Regions from separate parts of the Homo sapiens genome. Here region 1 is linked to region 2. Evidence: chromatin loops called from intact Hi-C (ENCODE). Cell type or tissue: IMR-90. All regions are shown on one strand.

Region 1 (4,000 bases), 1.5 Mb before region 2:
TTATGTCAATATATTATACATAGGTGTAGGCACCAAAAATTTTTGTGGTTAGTCACCCAAACTAGATTATAAAGGCTTTAATATTTCCCTGCACCTTTTATTCGTTATTCTTCATGGCTCCTAGTACAATATCATGAAAATAGTAAATGCCCAGTTGATGCCTCCTCAAGGAGTTATCAAGTGAATTGAGTGACTAAAGCAGAAGATGGAAAGAACTACAAAATTTGATGTGGCACATCAAAATAACTTGCGCACTGTTTTGTTTTTAAATTATAATTCTTGTAGGCATGTCTATGTCTTCAACTAGACTATAAGTATGTTGTCACTAGGAGCTGTATCTCATATTCCCTTTATGTATTCTCATATTCCCATCAGAACAACTTAGGGACAAATCATGGATTGATTAAAAATAAAACTTCATATGCTAAAGAACCAAAACCACATAAAAATGTCAAAGAAGACAAAATAGAGAATACATCTGCATCCTAAACAAGCATTTTTAGAGCCATTACCCACATTTTAAATAGGCCAAAGTGTCTCAGTCTGAGGAAAAGGATTATAGCAAAGCAAGCATTGTTTTTGGTGGTGGCAGTAGTCTTCACTTTTTGTTATATTAGAAAGTGCAAGACAATAGTCAGGCGTGGTGGCTCACGCCTGTAATCCCAGCACTTTGGGAGGCCTAGGCAGGTGGATCATTTGAGGTCAGGAGTTCGAGACCAGCCTGACCAATATGGTGAAACCCCATCTCTACTAAAAATACAAAAAGTTAGCTGAGCGTGGTGGTGGGCACCTGTAATCCTAGCTACTTGGGAAGCTGAGGCAGGAGAATCGCTTGAACCCAGGAGGCAGAGGTTGCAGTGAGCCGAGATTGTGCCACTGCCCTCCAGTCTGGGCAACAGAGCGAACTCCGTCTCAAAAAAAAAAAAAAAGAAAAGAAAAGAAAAGAGAAGAAAAAGAAAAAGAAAAAGAAAGAAAAAAAAAGTGCAAGAAAGTAACAAGAATGTTTGTCATTTTTTAAAAATGAAACCTCGGCCGGGCGCGGTGGCTCACGCCTGTAATCCCAACACTTTCGGAGGCCGAGGTGGGCAGATCACGAGGTCAGGAGATCGAGACCATCCTGGCTAACACAGTGAAACCCCATCTCTACTAAAAATACAAAAAATTAGCCGGGCGTGGCGGCAGGCGCTTCCCAGCTACTCGGGAGGCTGAGGCAGGAGAATGACCTGAACCCAGGAGGTGGAGCTTGCAGTGAGTCCAGATCGCGCCACTGCACTCCAGCCTGGGCGACAGAGCGAGACTCAGTCTCAAAAATAATAATAATAAAATAAAATAAAAAATGAAACCTCTAGACAATATATTGTAGAACAGATAGATACAAATGCGGGTCATCTCTTTGTTTTTGCTGAGTCTGATAACATTAAGGTGAACACTGAACAGCCATCTGCTAAGTAATTAAACCTGCCGCTTATTAATGTAACTCTTGTATTAGTTCAGCATTGATGAACAATTTAATGGGTTGAGAAATTGCAGATTCAATTTCCTGTGTCACTACTCTCTCGTGTTCCCATAATCAAGTTAGATATGTTTTTACCCAAAACTATGTTAAATCAAAATAGTGTTAAAAAGAAGAGTCAATATTCTGATATACCACAAGATGGGGATGTTACTCCATCTTAAATGTCCCCATTGCCCTGCTCCCGCATCCCAACCCCTGTTTTGTTTCAAGATATTTAAAACTCTCCTGAAGACTAAATTTGGGTTTTCTTTCTCAAAAATTAAGATTTCAGATCATCTATGTTTCCAAATGAAGTTAGAATCAAACCATCTATAAAACAAAATGGAAACAGGGATATCCACTTTAAAATGTGTCAGGGATACACGCTTTAAAATGAGTGTATCTTTGTTTTTCTGCAGATTATATGCATTTGAATTTTGAACGGAGCTTCATGGTGGGCGTGTGTGTGTGTGTGCGTGTGTGTGTGTGTTTTATTCCGCAGGTGCTTGTTATCCTGTCTCTTCATCCACATGAAAGCCTCCTACATAGTAATTTTGTGAGTCCCTGTAATTGTCTCTCCCTTTTAGCTGTGCTAGTTCACATTTGCAACTCCAGTATGAAGTGAGTATGTGTGTTTGCGTTTCTTTGTCTTGTGAACATGTGACTGTGTCATCCTTTGTTTCTATTCTTCCTTATCTCTTCTGTTTTTCCATTTAAAAAAATCTTAATACAGCAAAGGTATCTGGTAGTCTATAATGATGCTAAAAAATTTCTTTCCTTTCACCCACTATGTCTCTCCATAATAGTCACTAAAGGTCTGATTTTTAAAATTAGTTGTTATTATCAAATTGAATTAGGAAATGAGAATATTTTATATGTTTTATATGCTCCCTGGTGTGTCTTGCATGTATGTGTGTATGTTTATTGATTTTTTTATTCCTCTGGGTGCTTTGTATTTAATATAAGAGGGGTTCCTTATTCAATTGTTTTACATACTCCCTGGACACTGACTTAAAAGAAAATCTCCTTTTGATCCATTACGTCAGTCAGAAATCGCTGTTTCCAGGGGAATTTAAATTGGTTTTCTCAGCAATTTATTATTTTATAAGAAGCTTGGCTACCCTACTAATCAAAATTTTATATTCTTATTTAACATGGGATTAAATTGCCTAATTCTACTATCAAATTCATAAAATATTTTCTTTTAAAAAAGTAACTATGTTCTTTCACTCCTATTCAACATTACACTGAAAATCCTAGCTGATAAAACAGGACAAGATAAAGAAATAAAAGGCATAAGATTGAGTAGAATAAATAAAACTGTCTTTGCCCATGGATGACATGAATGTTTAGGTAGAAAATTCCAAAGAATCAACACACAAAAAAACTACAGGAACTAATAAGTGATTATAGAAGGTTTCAGGATACAAGGTTAATATACAAAAGTCAATTACTTTCCTATACCAGCAATGAACAACTGAAATTTGAATCTAGAAACGCAACAACATTTACATTAACACTGAAGAGTGAGAGAAGAAATACTTAGGCATAAACCTAACAAAATATATACAAATCTGTAATAGCAAAACTACAAAACTCTGATGAAAGAAGATTTAAATAAATGGAGTTATTCCATGCTCATGGATAGGAAGACTCAATATTTTCAAGATATCAGTTCTTCCCAGCTTGATCTAAAGTGTCAAGAAAATCTCAACCAAAATCCCAGCAAGTTATTTTGAGAATTGATTATTAAGAGATTCTAAAGTTTACATGAAAAGGCAATAGAGCCAGATTAGTTAGTGCAATGCTGAAGTGGAAGAATGAAGTCAGAGAACTGACACCACATGACTTGGAGATTTACTATAAAGCTATAATGATCAGAACAATGTGGTGGTGGAAAAAGAATAAACAGATAGATCAATGAATAGAGAGCTCAGAAATAGACCCACACAAGTATACTCAACTGATCTTTGACAAAGGAACAAAGGCAATTCAATTGAGAAAGAAGAATATTTTCAACAAATGATGCTGGAACAATGGAACATCTACATGCAAAAAAAAAAAAAGAAGCTAGACACAGACTTTACACCCTTCATAAAAATTAACTCAAATGGTTTCATAAGCTTAATTGTAAAATTAAAGCAATACAACCTCTAGAAAAAAAAAAAAAACAACAACATTGTAGAAAATCTAAGTCACCCTGGGTTTGGTGATGACTTTTTAGATAAAATACCAAACGTATGACTCATGAAAGAAAAAAGTAGTAAGTTGGACTTCATTAAAATTAAAAGCTTCTGTCGGGTGTAGTGGCTCATGCCTGTAATCTCAGCACTTTGGGAAGCCAAGGCAGGCAGATCACTTGAGGTCAGGAGCTCAAGACCAGCCTGACCAATATGGTGAAACACCATCTGTACTAAAAATATAAAAATTAGCCAGGCATGGTGCCACATGCCTGTAGTCCCAGCTACTCAGGACTCTGAGACACAAGAATCACTTGAACCCAGG
Region 2 (4,000 bases):
GACTTTTTTTTTTTTCGTAGTTCTTACAGGTTGAGGAAGTTTCCCTTCTATTCTGATTTTGTTTAGTGTATTTTTCATGAAAGGGTGCTAGATTTTGTCAAATGCTTTTTCTACATGTATTTAGATGATCATGCTGTTTTTGTCTTTTGTTCTACTGATATGGTTTATTACATTGATTGCTTTTGAATTTTGAACAACCTCGCATTCCTAGAATAAACCTCAGTTAGTCATGGTATATAATCCTTCTTAAAGGTTGCTGAATTTAGTTTCCTAGTATTTTGTTGAGGATTTTTGCCTCCATATTCAAAAGCGATATTGTTCTGCAGTTTTTTTTTTTTCTTGTGATGTCTTGGTCTGGTTTTGGCATCAGGGTAATACTAGCCTCATGGGATGAGTTGGGAAATGTTCCCACCTTATTCATTTTTTGGAAGAGTTTGTGAAGGATTGGTATTAACTCTTTTTTAAATGTTGGGTAGAATTCATCAGAGAAGGCATCAAGTTTTTAGTATATTCACAGAGTTGTGCAAAACTCACTAGAATTTAATTTTAGAGCATTTCTGTCACTCCCCAAAGAAACCCTGTAGTCACTAGCAGTAACACCTCACTTCCCTCAGCCTCAGGCAACCACTACTTTATTTTCTCTCCTTGTAGATTTGCCTATCCTAGACATTTTATATAAGTTAAATCATATAATATGCAGCACTTTATGACCAGTTTCTTTCACTTAGAAGACTGTTTTCAAGGTTCATCAATCCGTGTGTCACTACTTCATTCATTTTAGCTGCTGAATCGTATTCCACTGCATGAATATACCACATTTTGTTTATCGTCTGTTGAGAGACATTTGGGTTGTTCTCACATTTGCCTATGATAAATAATCCTGCTATGAACATTTGTGTAAAAGTTTTTGTATGGATTAGCAATGTTTTGTTTTTAAAATGATATTTGCAGCAGATTTTTATCTAGCACTTTAGTTGTTTTCATCAGCTGAATTGCCAGAAACATAAATCAAATTTTGCTTTTCTCACTGAGCTTGTACTACCTAATTGGAGCAAGGAATGTGGTCAAAGGATGTGGTGGCCTAGCATAAAGAGAATCTCTAGCAGTTTCATACCTGAGGGCTTTATGCAGGGGAATACAGGACCCTAAATAAAGGAACAAAGAAATCCATCCATCCATCCATCCATCCATCCATCCATCCATCCATCCATCCATATACTTCATTCATTCATTAACTAATAGTTTTTGAGCATCTACTGCATATGGGCCAGGCCCTGTGTGAGGGAGGCTGAAAATTCAAATGAATGTAAGACAGACCTGGTCTCTACCTTCTGAGAGCTTACATTTTAACAGAAAACAACCAAACAGGCAAATTTCCACACAGTATGATAGCTACAATGCAAATGGAAGAACAGGGGCCTATGGGAGCAAAGAGGAGGGCTCACCACCCAGTGGGGAGAGGGCCGGAAGTCTTCCCAGAGGCAATGGGAGCTACAGAAGAACTTCAATTGTGTATTGGTGAGGTAGGGGGTTGATGTGGGGGTGAAACTACCCTGCAACATTGAGTTCTTTATCTAGGAACCCTGATGGAGCAATGAATTTCAAAACCCGGGTCCATCTTTTGATAGAACTGCCCAAAATGAGTTTAACACGGTGCTTGGCAGACACAGAACAGGTGCTCTGTGTGTGTGTGTGTTTGTGTGTGTGTGTATACACACATATATACATAATGAATCCACGGTAAACCTAACTGTACACCCACCCCAGTTCATTGTAATCTAGGTGTCTTCCTAGATTTGCAAACCGCTGATAAGAGATTTTTCTTTTTCAAGAGCAGAGATGAATTAGAGAATATAAAGCTTGTTCTTCAAATCAGTTATCTAAACTGCAGGGCTGTCCAGTAGAAATTTCTGTGATGACAGAAACGTTCTAGACTTGTGATCTCTTACATGATAGTCACTAGCCACAAGTAGCTACTGAGTGCTTGAAATGTGGCTAGTGTGACCGAGTCACTCAGTTTTAAATTTTATTTAATTTTAATTAATTTCAATTCAAGCAGTCAGATGTGACTAGTGGCTACCGTGTTGAATAGAACAGCAGAAACACTGTTGCTACTAAAAGTGCATTATGAATGCACTTTTCAAAGAGCTTTACCTCTCTTATCCCTTATTGTCACTTGATCCTCACAACAGTCCTGTGAAAGATGTATACCAGGCACCATTCATCTCATTTTACAGATAAGGAATCTGAGGCCCAGAGAGGTTCCCAGCTAAAGACTGATCTGGGCCTGGAGTCCTGGGATCCTGAACAATTAAGGAGACTGGTGTTCTTGCCCTCCAGCCATCAGAGGATGACTGTAAGGCCCAAATAATGTCTTGTCTCATTGCTATGAGTGTATAAAGGATTGAGCAGATGCCTGGAGCTAGCATTGGAGTAGCAGAATTTCCAAGTCCAGATCCTAGGGAGAATGGTGGTCATTCCCATGATGGGCCACTAGAGGGGGCTTGCTGCTCTAACACGAGGTTATTTCTTTTTAGTTATTACCTTTATAGTTCAGGGTGCCAAGACTTTGCAGCACATCTTTTCAAGGTGGAACAGATGGTTAACTTCTTGGCAATATTTCTATGTCATTTGCAGATGTTGGCTCAAAAATACCTTTCCTTGAGGTCCAAATGTACTGATTAAGTTCAGTTTTTTGGCCTAAAGTTATTTAGAGGCAAATTTCCAAAATATCATTAAGCCTTACCAGCCATTTTCTGAAAGCAGGCTTGAATAGGAGGAAAAAAGAACAAGTGAGTAATGGGAAGAGGAACAGAGTTGTGAAGAGGTAAAATTTATGGAAAAATTAGGTCACTGAAAAAGGAGAAGAGGAAAATGAAGATAAGCCTTATTATTAGTTTAATTCCTCTTTCACTGTAACAAGAAAAACACACAAGAATTTAAAGGCACTCCAATTATCTTACCTGTGGCTGGATAGGGAGGACTGCATGTCCCCCTGGGACAAGGCCACAGTCTCTGATTTTTAATACTTCCATCTTATCCCAAGAGGAGACACTCTCCCCCAGGACTTAAGCAACACTTCTTGCCTATTTTCCTGTTCAAAATTATAAACAAGGTAGACAGGGAGGCAACACTGCTTGCATTCTATCAGAAACTGAGCCTTGGATTGCCCGATGACCTGCCCAAGACCACTGAGCTAGTAAATAGGAGAACCAGATTTACAGCCGGGTCTATGTGACTTAGCCTGACAATGTACAGTTGTGCAGGTTATTCTCTATCTAGTAGCAGGAAGTGACATGTACATAGGTATCTCCATATATATATATATATATATATTCGCTATTTTCCAGCAAATGGCAATCAACTGACTTGAGGGAGGAATACCCATTGTCTAATTTGCAAAAGATACCATTTGAGCTCTCAGTAGCCCTGGTATGGCTGCTGTCACTCCTCTATCCACAAGGAAGCGAAGCTATGACAGGCTGTTCCAAAAGCCCAGGAACTCAGCCTTGAGGGCTGCTCCTGCTCAGTCAGCGTCCTCATGCACATTTGTGCAGACTAATTTCAAGGTCTACTGAGAACCTTCTGACTCCAAGCCAGGCCTTTGGGTACGGAAAGAGGCTAGAGGTCAGAGAAAGATGCCATTGGTGAAGAAGAATTTGAAAAAAAAAAATCTACCAAACAAGAACAAAAAATCCACTCCCTCTTGACCAGGAAGGAGCAGAAGCACAGTAGGGTGACAAAAATACATGGACTCTAGAGCCAGCCAGACAGTGGGTCAAATCCAGGCTCCGTTACTCACTAGCTGGTTGACAGGCAGTGAGTCACCTTATTTCTCTGAGCCTGTTTCCTCATCTGTAAATGATGGGTGGTTGGCTGCATGCTCTTTCAAAGGTTGTTGTGATGATTAAATGAAATAATACATGTAGAGGATCTGACATGGTACCAGGCATGGTCAGGGTTTTTTAAAATTCAGCCACTGTATTGCTATTTGATGTCA

Evidence for each region. Peaks named below come from ENCODE experiments on the same cell type or tissue, not always from the same donor. Only the 100,000 strongest peaks of a DNase experiment are listed, where the experiment ranks them.
Region 1: a loop joins it to region 2, with 6 times the contacts of the local background. A loop is called at or near these places in 2 of 110 quality-filtered maps.

What each region holds. Positions count from the first base shown.
Region 1 is chr11:96,424,638-96,428,637 of GRCh38, reverse strand. No RefSeq gene overlaps it. Among named protein-coding and RNA genes, the nearest start is that of JRKL, 37 kb to the right of the region's middle. RefSeq lists a silencer at 813-1,025. In IMR-90, a CTCF peak has its summit at 1,660; a DNase peak (open chromatin) is centred at 1,677.
Region 2 is chr11:94,895,958-94,899,957 of GRCh38, reverse strand. No RefSeq gene overlaps it. Among named protein-coding and RNA genes, the nearest start is that of CWC15, 76 kb to the left of the region's middle. In IMR-90, a CTCF peak has its summit at 2,498 (motif pointing right); a DNase peak (open chromatin) is centred at 3,827.